Linked DNA regions of Homo sapiens: region 1 is linked to region 2. Evidence: read pairs that join two places in POLR2A ChIA-PET (ENCODE). Cell type or tissue: B cell. All regions are shown on one strand. Each heading gives the region's core, and the rest is flanking DNA. Links, peaks and the distances in the headings are about the cores only.

What was found. Peaks named below come from ENCODE experiments on the same cell type or tissue, not always from the same donor. Only the 100,000 strongest peaks of a DNase experiment are listed, where the experiment ranks them.
Region 1: POLR2A ChIA-PET joins it to region 2 with 5 read pairs; 5 of 35 experiments call an interaction of 5 or more read pairs at or near these places.

The regions. Positions count from the first base shown.
Region 1 is chr16:84,560,770-84,564,806 of GRCh38, forward strand. No RefSeq gene overlaps it. Among named protein-coding and RNA genes, the nearest start is that of COTL1, 55 kb to the right of the region's middle. RefSeq lists enhancers at 452-1,219, 1,220-1,987. In B cell, for the core only: no CTCF peak of the experiment used is centred there; DNase peaks (open chromatin) are centred at 1,862 and 2,272; H3K27ac peaks cover 1,875 bases.
Region 2 is chr16:84,637,505-84,643,700 of GRCh38, forward strand. It overlaps LOC105371376 (a long non-coding RNA gene), which reads right to left. Exons shown (of 4, transcript XR_933817.2): 4 at 5,145-6,196. Among named protein-coding and RNA genes, the nearest start is that of KLHL36, 7.9 kb to the right of the region's middle. RefSeq lists an enhancer at 3,429-3,987. In B cell, for the core only: no CTCF peak of the experiment used is centred there; a DNase peak (open chromatin) is centred at 3,867; H3K4me3 peaks cover 913 bases; H3K27ac peaks cover 2,522 bases.

The DNA.
Region 1 (4,037 bases), core at 1-4,000, 79 kb before region 2:
ATCCCAGCACTTTGGGAGGCCGAGGTGGGCAGATCACCTGAGGTCAGGAGTTTGAGACCAACCTGGCCAGCATGGTGAAACCCCATCTCTACCAAAAACACAAAAATTAGCCAGGCGTGGTGGTGCACACCTGTAATCCCAGCTACTCAGGAGGCTGAGGCAGGAGAATTGCTTGAACCCGGGAGGCGGAGGTTGCCGTGAGGCGAGATCACACCACTGCACTCCAGCCTGGGCGACAGAGTGAGACTCCGTTGCAAAAAACAAAACAAAACAAAACAAAACAAAACACACACACAAATTAGCTGGGCATGGTGGTGGGTGCTTATAATCCCAGCTACTTGGGAGGCTGAGGCAGGAGAATCGCTTGAACCTGGGAGGCAGAGATCGTGCCACTGCATTCCTGCCTGGGCAACAGAGGGAGACTCTGCTTCAAAAAAAAAAAAAAAAGAAAAGAAAAGAAAAAAAAAAGGAATTCATTTACATTCAAACAAAAATGGAATGTTGCAGGTGCCTCATCTGTCAGGCTGGGAGGAATCTCGGAGCTGAAAGCAACCCAAGCTTCTCTCGCTCCCAGGAAGTCTCACTGTATTGATGCCACCTGGTCAGCACAGTGCACCGCAGACCAGAACTCCTGGGCTCAAGGTGTCTCCTGCCTGAGCCTCAAATACCTAGGACTACAGGTGTGCGCACTGCGCCTGGCTAGCTTTTGTTTTTATGCTGTTGGGACACCTGGCCATGGTGAAGTTTGGCCGCCTGGTCCTTCTTCCTCTTTGGATAGCAACCTGGATTACTGAAATTCCTGCTCCATCCTTCCTCCAGCCTGCAGGGAGCACCTGCTGAGGGAGTGCTGGGGAGTGCTGTTGTCCTGGTCCATGAGGCAGCTGAGGACCCCGGCAGACTAGCCAGTCTCTTTCCATTGCACAGAATGTTAGGGCTCACTCATTCATTCACTTCTGTGAAATCCTACAGCATGACCTCATGAAAAGATGCTTGAACCCGGCACTGCCTGGGTTCAAATCCTGGCTCAGCTGTTTCCTAGGTGTGTGTGGTAGGCTGTATTTCTCTTCACAAACGTTTGGTGACCCCCCTTGCAAGAGACTGGTACATCCCTGCCCGGCTGAACCTCGTATAGCTGTGTGACTTACCTTGGGAACTCTTCAGAGGAGGCAAGCATCCTGCCTAAGGTCACACGGCCTGTAGGCGGGGAACTCGGGTTCCAACCGTTCCCCTCACACTGTGCTGGCTCCCAGTCCCAGCCCCACCTTCCCAACAGGGATCGAAGAGCCATGTCTTTTGCTCCCTCCCAGACCCTGCCCAGGTGGAGACATTTGTGTACCCAAAGTGATGCCAGCCAAGCCCTAGATTCGTAGCAGCAGCCCACGGGCGGCGACACTGACAAGCAGGGGTAGAAGGATCAGACGGCTCTGTCACTGCCTCGGGGTTAGGCCTGAGCTGTTCATGGCCACAGCCCTTGCTCCAAACGAGGATGGTCCCCCAGGACTGTGCAGAGTCCCCATCGGAATCTAACAGATCACATCACGCTAAGCACCTGGCAAGGCTCAGCTCACTTAGTCCTTGTAATAAATGCATGAGGGAAGTGCTGTGATCTTTAGAGGGGGAAACTGAGGCTCAGAGAGGTGACACTACTGGCCAAGGTCATCTGGCGGGTGAACCACGGACCTCGGACTCAAACCTGAGCCCAAGGCTGAGCTCTGAGCCACGGCTGTGCTGCCTACTGTCTCTTACTGAGTCATCTGGTGGCCGCGGCCGTTTCTGGTTCTTTCAAAAAATTCTTTCTACATCACTTGGACTATGCACATTTTCTGCTTCTTGTTTCTCTCTTTTATGGTTCACTAAGAAATGGGGAACAGAAAGATTTCAACGAGGGCAGCCCATCCTCAGGGCAGGAGCTGCACGGGAACTTTCCCCCAGCCAGGGCCGCACCCTGGGCCTGGACTCCCTCACCAGCCCCAGATAACCTCTGGGGTATAAACACCTGGCACAGCTGAGAAATAGGGCTGAGTGTGGTGGTTCACGCCTGTAATCCCAGCACTTTGGGAGGCCGAGGTGGGTGGATCACAAGGTCAGGAGTTAGACACCAGCCTGGCCAACATGGTGAAACCCTGTCTCTACTAAAAACACAAAAATTCGCTGGGCATGGTGGCGGGCACCTGTAACCCCAGCTACTGGGGAGGCTGAGGCAGGAGAATCGCTGCAACCCAGGAGGCGGAGGTTGCAGTGGGCCGACATAGCGCCATTGCACTCCAGCCTGGGTGACCGAGCAAGACTCTGTCTCAGAAAAAAAAAAAAAAGGCAAGGTTTCTCTGCCTTCAGTGGTCTCATGATCCCTTGGGATCCCCAGCAAAGGCCCAAGCTGCAGTTTTCAAGTTAAAGCCAAGCTCCTTGACACACGAACAAGCTGCTTCAGACCCTGGCTCACCCGTGGGCAAACATTCCATGGAGCTTATGTCCACGCTTTCCTGTTCCTCCCCTCCTTTCCCCGCGTTCTCAGCTCAGGTACCACCTCCTTAGGGAAGCCCTCCCCCATACCCTAGCCAGATCCAGGGCCCTTGTGAGCTCTCATGGAACCTGGGCTTTTTTCTCTGAAGGAGACTTATCCTCATCTGGAAACACACACCCTCTGGTGGGACAAGCTGATTAATATCCATCATCCCTGCTAGACTCAGCCTCCTTGAGGGTGGGGGCTGTCTGAGTTTGTTCATCATCAAATCCCCATACCTAGGCCAGTGCCTGGCACATAGTAGGTGCTCAATAAACCTGTCTGCACTTGCCCTTCAAGATTCCAGTCATGGCTGGGTGCAGTGGCTCACGCCTGTAAGCCCTACACTCTGAGAGGTTGAGGTGGGAGGATCGCTCAAGTCCAGGAGTTTGAGACCAGCCTGGGCAGCATAGGGAGACCTCCTATCTAAAAAAATACAAAACTTAGCTGGGCATGGTGGTGCACACCTGTAGTCCCAGCTACTCAGGAGGCTGAGGCAGAAGGATCGATTGAGCCCAGGAGATGGAGACTGCAGTGAGCTGTGATTGTGCCGCTGCACTCCAGCCTGGGTGGCAGAGTGAGACCCTGTCTCAAAACTAACAAAATGAAAACAAACAAGATTCCACTCACGAGAGGAACCCACAGAGGGAGAGGCAGGCCTCCCTTCCAGCCCCTCCTGCCCGGGATCAGGGCCACTTCTGCAGCTGTCTGGAAAGGAAAAGCTGGCGTTCGTTGAGTCTGGCACTCCAATTTCACTCACTAGTCTGGGATAGAGGCCTCATCTGTATTTTCAAAGCTCCCAGTGATCCTAATTCACAGCCAGGGATGAGACCACAGGCCTAGGGGCAGATTTGAGAGCTGCTCATTCTTTCTAGTCTGCTTTGGGGCAGGGAGTGGGGTGGGCAGTGGGCCTGGAGGAGGGCTTGGCCGACCAGGAGATTCCAGGAGAGGATGGAAGGCTTGCGGGACGCAGTGCATGAGTGACATGAAGTCATGCACCTACTGAGCCCATGTTCTGAACGGAGCTAAAACCCGTGCACTGGGAACGGACCTAGTTTAGCTCCCTCAGCTCTGGGTATAGGAAAAGACGGAAGCCCACAGAGCTAACAAGACCAGTGGCAGGCGTGAGATAAGAACACTGCACCCTGACAGGCGCCCTTTGCCTGCACAATCCTCGCTGCTCCTTAAGCCTTTCTACACGTAGGCAATGTTGTCTATTTTGCAGATGAGGAAACCGAGGCTGAGAGGTTAACTAAATTGCCTAAATCCACACAGCTGTGAACAGATGAGCAGAAATTAGAACCCAGACGTGGCTGGGGCGGGCTGGGGCTGGGGAGGGTGGTGACCTATGGCCCCCTGCCACCCTGGGCAGCATGATCAGGGCCTTGCCCATACCTTGTAGGATTCCTTCCTGCCCTGATTTCGGCTTCTGCCCTCTCTCCGCACTCTCCCTGCCCCACACTCAGCTCCTCCAAGCCCCGCTGTCTGTGTCTGAAACTCCTCTGCCCTGATTCTGGGCTCCCACAGGGTCTGGTGT
Region 2 (6,196 bases), core at 2,197-6,196:
CTCTATGGTATGAGGCCCCTGTTACCCTCATCAGTGACACGCTTTATCATGCCTTTAGGATCCATTCTCTCCCCTGTCTCACTTCCCCTCCCAATCAGTGCTTCCGGCACTTTCCAAATTAACTACTCAAACTTGAGGCCCAACTTCAGGGGCGGCTTTAGGGGGAGCCTAGACTAAGGAAAACTGGATTGGTGGGAGCAGGGGTCACCGCTCTGCGGGAAGGAAGACAGAACCAGTCACTGTCAGCCCCAGCCCCGCCTACTCATTCAGTCACTCATTTGTGGCATCCTAAGTCAGCTTTCTCTTCCTTTCCTTTTCTTTTCTTCTCTTCTTTCCTCTCCTCTCCTCTCCTCTCTTCTCTTCTTTTCTTTTCCCTTTCTTTTCCCCTCCTCTCTTCTCCTCTCCTCTCCTCTTTTCTTTTTTTCTGAGACAGATTCTCACTCTGTGGCCCAAGCTATAGTGCAGTGATGCAGCCACTGCTCACTGCAGCCTTGACCTCAAGTGATCCTCCCACCTCAGCCTCCTGAGTAGCTGGGACTGCAGGCACATGCCACCTCGCCTGGCTAATTTTTATATTTTTTGTAGAGATGGGGTTTCACCATGTTGCCCAGGCTGGTCTCCAACTCCTAGGCCAAAGCGATCCATCTGCCAGGGCTTCCCAAAGCGCTGGGCTTGCAGGCATGAGCCACCGTGTCCTGCCAGGCCAGGTTTCTAAGAAGCGGGACCTGAGATATGGATTCCTGTGCAGTGGTTTATTGAGGAGGGGCTCTCAGGAGACATGTATAGGGAGAAGAGGGAAATAGGGCATGACAAGGCAGGGAGAAAGCCTGGCACAGACGCGTCGCTGCAGGATCCTGGCCTCAGCCTGATCCCCAGGGAGCTGTGGAGCATGGCTAGGGCCACACGCTTGACCTCTCTACCTTGAGGCAAGGGAGCCAGACCTTTATACCCTGCTGATGGCCAGTCACGGCTGCACGCTGCCCTCGGCAACCAGGGAGCGAGGCTGGAAGCTTTCAGGCACTTTCAGTATTCTCCTACCCAAGGGGCTGGAAAGTCCCAGCAGGCAGGAGATGGGTGCAGGGGTCCAGAACTAGGGATGTGGGTGAGGCCTGGACAGCATCCTCTGCTTGTGGCTTGCAAGTGATAAGAAAAAGGAGCCTCTCAGCTGCTGAGATTTTTAAGCAGACAACAAATGTATATTGAATGTGACAAAGAGTTAGAATATGTGAGTTTCATCTTTACAAAGTTTACAATCTACTTGTGGAGTTTAAAATACAGCTACTGGCTGGTTGTAGTGGCTCATATCTGTAATCCCAGCACTTTGGGAGGCTGAGGCAGGAGGATCACTTGAGCCCAGGAGTTTGAGACCAACCTGGGCAACATGGCGAGACCTCTTCTCTGCAAGAAATTAAAAAATTAGGGGACGTTGGGCGGAGGGAGAGAGCAGAAAAGATAACTATTGGGTACTGGGCTTAATACCTGGGTGATGAAATATGTATAACAAACCCCTGTGACATGTGTTTGCCTGTGTAACAAACCTTCACATGTACCCCCAAACCTAAAATAACAATTTAAAAAATAAAATTAAAGTTAAAATTAAAAATTAGCCAGGTGTGGTGGTGTGCACTTGTAGTCCCAGCTACTCGGGAGGCTGAGGTGGGAGGATCACTTAAGCCAGGGAGGTCGAGACTGTAGTGAGCTCTGATCATACCATTGCACTCCAGCCTGGGGGACAGAGAGCAACTCTGTCTCAAAAAAAAATAAAAATAAAAATTGATATGGTTTAGCTGTGTCCCCACCCAAATCCCATCTTGAATCATAGCTCGCATAATTCTCACACGTTGTGGGAGGGACCTGGTGGGAGATAATTGAATCATGGGGGCAGTTTCCCCCATACTGTTCTCATGGTAGTGAATAAATCTCACAAGATCTGATGGTTTTTATAAGGGGAAACCCCTTTCGCTTGACTCTCATTCTCTCTTTACCTGCCACCATGTAAGATGTGCCTTTGCTCCTCCTTGCCTTCCACTGTGATCGTGAGGCCTCCCCAGCCACAGGGAAGTGTGAGTCTATTAAACCTCATTTTCTTTATTAATTACCCAATCTCAGATATGTCTTTATCAGCAGCATGATAACAGACTAATACAAAAATACAATAAAATATAGCTACTTTAATCACCCCATCCAGACACCCAACTCAGTGCTGAGTGGTTTCTGCTCTCATGGAATCCAAGGTCTGCTGCTTCCGCCCCATTTCCCACCATTCCCTGCAAGCATATTGTGGTCCAGACAGTCTGGGCTCTTCATGGGCTCAGAATGTTGCTTCGTTCTTCCAGGCCTTTGCACATGCTCTTCCCTTCACCTGGATCCCTTCTCTCCCTCATCTGCAGGGTGATCCCCCACTTACACTTTCAAATACCATTCCAACAACTCTCCTCAATGTTTATACATCATGAGTAAATTCACCTTATCCCAGGGATTCCAGGAAAGTGTAGGGTTTCTTTTTAAAGTTAGTAGAATTTACCATCCCCAGAGCAAAACAGAAAAGTCTCCAGGAGGCAGAGATGTGTGTGTGACTGACAGCAGCAGCAAGCCTGTATCAGTCACTTGTTTATGGCACCTCAGTCACCGTGCTGAGATCTATGTCATAACTTGCTAAATCCTCCCTGCAACACTTGAGGTAGGCCCTATTGTAACCCTTACCTCACAGAGGAGGAAAGGGAGGCACAGAGAGGCTTTGTAACTTGCCCAAGCTCACACAGCTGGCAAGCGGCAGAAGCAAGGGTCGATCTCAGACCATCTTTACACCAGCATGCTGTACTGAATGAATGACTGAATTAATGCAACCAGCAACACCAAAATGATGCAAGATCTAGAGAGAAGAGAGCCCTACTGAGCCAGTTCCTGCAGCGTGAGAGAAGGTCCTGGATGGCCAGTTAAAGGGTCTGGCTACAGATGGCAGAGATGGCAGTCGAGGATGGGCACCTGCTGTGTGAAGCAGGCTCCCAGGGCCCTGCAGTCCTCCTTCGCTTGGGTTCCCATGGCCAAAGGCCAGCCTCTGCCTTCCTATATCTCACGATACTGCAATTGCATGTTCATGCGCCTGCCTCTCCCACTTCAGACGCAGGGCCAGGGTTCCACTCAGCCCTTTCAGCCAGGACTGTTTGCCTCGCCTAGAAACAACCCATTTTTCTTTCTTTCTTTCTTTTGAGATGGAGTTTCGCTCTTGTCACCCAGGCTGGAGTGCAATGGCGCAATCTCAGCTCACTGTAACCGCCACCTCCAGGGCTCAAGCGATTCTCCTGCCTCAGCCTCCCAAGTAGTTGGGATTATAGGCACCCACCACCATGCCCAGCTAATTTTTGTATTTTTAATAGAGACGGGGTTTCACCGTGTTGGCCAGACTGGTCTCCAACTCCTGACCTCAGGCGATCTGCCTGCCGCGGCCTCCCAAAGTGTGGGATTACAGGTGTGAGACATCACGCTAGGCCCCATTTTTCTTTTGCCCAGGCTGGAGTGCAGTGGTACGATCTCGGCTCACTGCAACCCCTGCCTCCCGAGTAGCTGGGATTACAGGCATGCACCACCACGCCCAGCTAATTTTATTTTATTTTTATTTTTGTATTTTTAGTAGAGACAGGGTTTCACCGTGTTGGTCAGGCTGGTCTCGAACTCCTGGCCCCGTGATCTGCCCACCTTGGCCTCCCAAAGTGTTGGGATTACAGGCATGAGCCACTGTGCCTGGCCCCCATTTTTCTTAAATAAAGGAGAGAACAGGATTCAAGACTTTAGGAGCCCTGGTGAGAACACAGCCAGATCCACTCCAGAGGCAGCCGAGCAAGAAGCCACTTCCTGTCACCAGGTCAGTGTCAGAGCAGCTGCTCAGCTGACGAGGAACTGACCGTGCACTTGCTATTTCCCTAAGGAGAGGTAGGCCTGGCCTGGACTTCCAGCTTGAACTCTGCAGACAGGACCTAAGGGGTCCCAGCCTCCAGAGTTGTGTGGGACAGGCAGCTTGTCAGGGAAGGTGATGCAGGAGGTGACGTTGAAGAGGGTGACTGTGAGTTCTGAGAGGATGTGTCTGTTATTGCTGCCTGCTGCTCTGCTCCTAGAATCCCATGGGGACCTCTGAGCTTGGGGTCTGCTGTGATCAACTAACAATGGCTTCCATGGGCATGGGATGGAGAGTGAAGGCATGCATGTTAACTGTCCCCCATCCTGAGTAGCAGAGCCATGGGAGAAGGGAGCTGGGTAAATTACTAGCAATCAGCAGCGTATTAAGCACTTAGAATGTACTAGGCACCATGTTAAATGCTTTTCCTGCTCTATCTCATTTAATCCTTAAACTAACCCTAGGAGAGGAATGCTATTATTATTCCTCCTTTAGAAGGTCAGCACCATGAGGAACATAATTTTCTAATCTGCACTATTAATGCTGTGTTGTCAGCACCTAAAATAGTACCTAGCACATGGCAGACACTCAATAAGTATTTGCTGGCAAATAGATTAACTCTCATTTTGCAGATGAGGAAACTGAGGCCCAGAGTTGTACGTAACTTACTATCTCAGAGCAAAACAGAAAAGTTTCCAGGATACAGAGATGTGTGTGTGTGACTGGCAGTGGCAGCAAGTAACCAGCAAGTTGCAAGCAGCTGCGTGTGTGCCCTTCCTGCGGCAACAATGCTGGGAGGGCTTTGATCTGAGTTGCTTTGTTTTATATATGAGAGATTTGACGGGTCCAAAGGAAACGAGGCTCACACAGGGTTACCTGCTGAGCCTGGGGTCCAGCCAGGTTTGCAACCTTGAAATCCTAAGTCCCTGAGCCACTTCATTTCTATAGTTGTCAGAGAGACATGCAATCAGGTCCAGCGTGCCTTGGAGGAACAGGTTGTGGGCAATGCCAGCCTGGCTGGGGACCTCAGTGACCATTCTGTTTGAGAGTAATTCTGACCCAACAGACCCCACGACAAGAGTCAGCTCAGGCAAAACTGTGATGCACAGGAAGCCTCCTACCTGTTTCCCTCCCTCCTTCTCCATCACTCTGTCTGGGGGGCTGGTGTCTTCCTTTCATTCCAATCAAACATGATCTCTAAAAAGTGCCTGAACCTGATGAACGCTATGGTATAAATGACTACGAAAAGGTATTCATTTTTGAATCATTTCTATTTTAACAGGAATCAAAGGCTCAAGACAAAGAATACCTCTCTAAATGGCAGAAAAAGTGTCCATTTCCAAATGATTTCTGTTTTAGCAGGAATCAAAGCCTCGAGAGAAAGAACACCTCTCTAAATAGCAGAGTGTCTACCACCATCAGCAAAAGCTACAGTGTACAGGGCTTTACGTACCAGGCACTGTTCAAAGTAGTCAGCCTGTATTCATTCACGTAATTCTCACGACGGCTCCATGAGAGAGGAATAAGCGCTTCATTTAGAGATGGAGAAACTGAGGCACAACGGAGCTAAGTTGCTGGCCCAGTTCACACAGCTGGGAGTAGCCAGGTCAGGACTCCAATCCAGGCAAAGCAGAGAGAAAAATACTGGTGAGGAGGAGGGAGGAGGAAGTGGGACGTTCCAGCTGAGGAGAGGTCTTTTTTCCTTAATCTGATGTTAGGGGCCACCCAAGCACTGGGGCCAGACGCCCACCATGGCTCTGCGCATTTGCTGGTTTGGTGATCTGAGGACATCTGTTGCTTCTTGTCCTCTGGTTTAACAGTTACAAGTGTACAGGAGCATGTGGGCCAAGCATCCCGCGTGCGGACGTGATCTGGCTTGGCCTGCAGGCCTGCTCTTTCATGCCAGGCTGCAATTTTTTGAGATTACTCAACCTTCGGAAGGGAAGCTGGGCCAAGGACAGACCTTTGGTGAGAAGCAGGGGGAGTTTAGAGAATCAGCCCTCCTCCTCCTCCTCCTCCCAGCCTCCTCCCCCAGGAGACTCGGACTTGGAAACACCCAGCAGGGAAAATTGCTGCAGCAGCAGGTAGCAGTTATTATGGGACCTGGACCGCCCCTTCCAGGCCCAGCTGTTCTCTGGGAAAGCCTGGCGGCAGCTCTCACACCCTCTTCCAAATGGTCTTCAGAGGGAGACGGAGATGCTCCTCGCCCCGCCTGTTGATCTTCACCACTGCAACCTCCTGTGTCCCAGGCATGGTCAGCTTGCAGCCCTGGGGGCGGCTTCTGGTGTTCTGGTGAACTGGTTA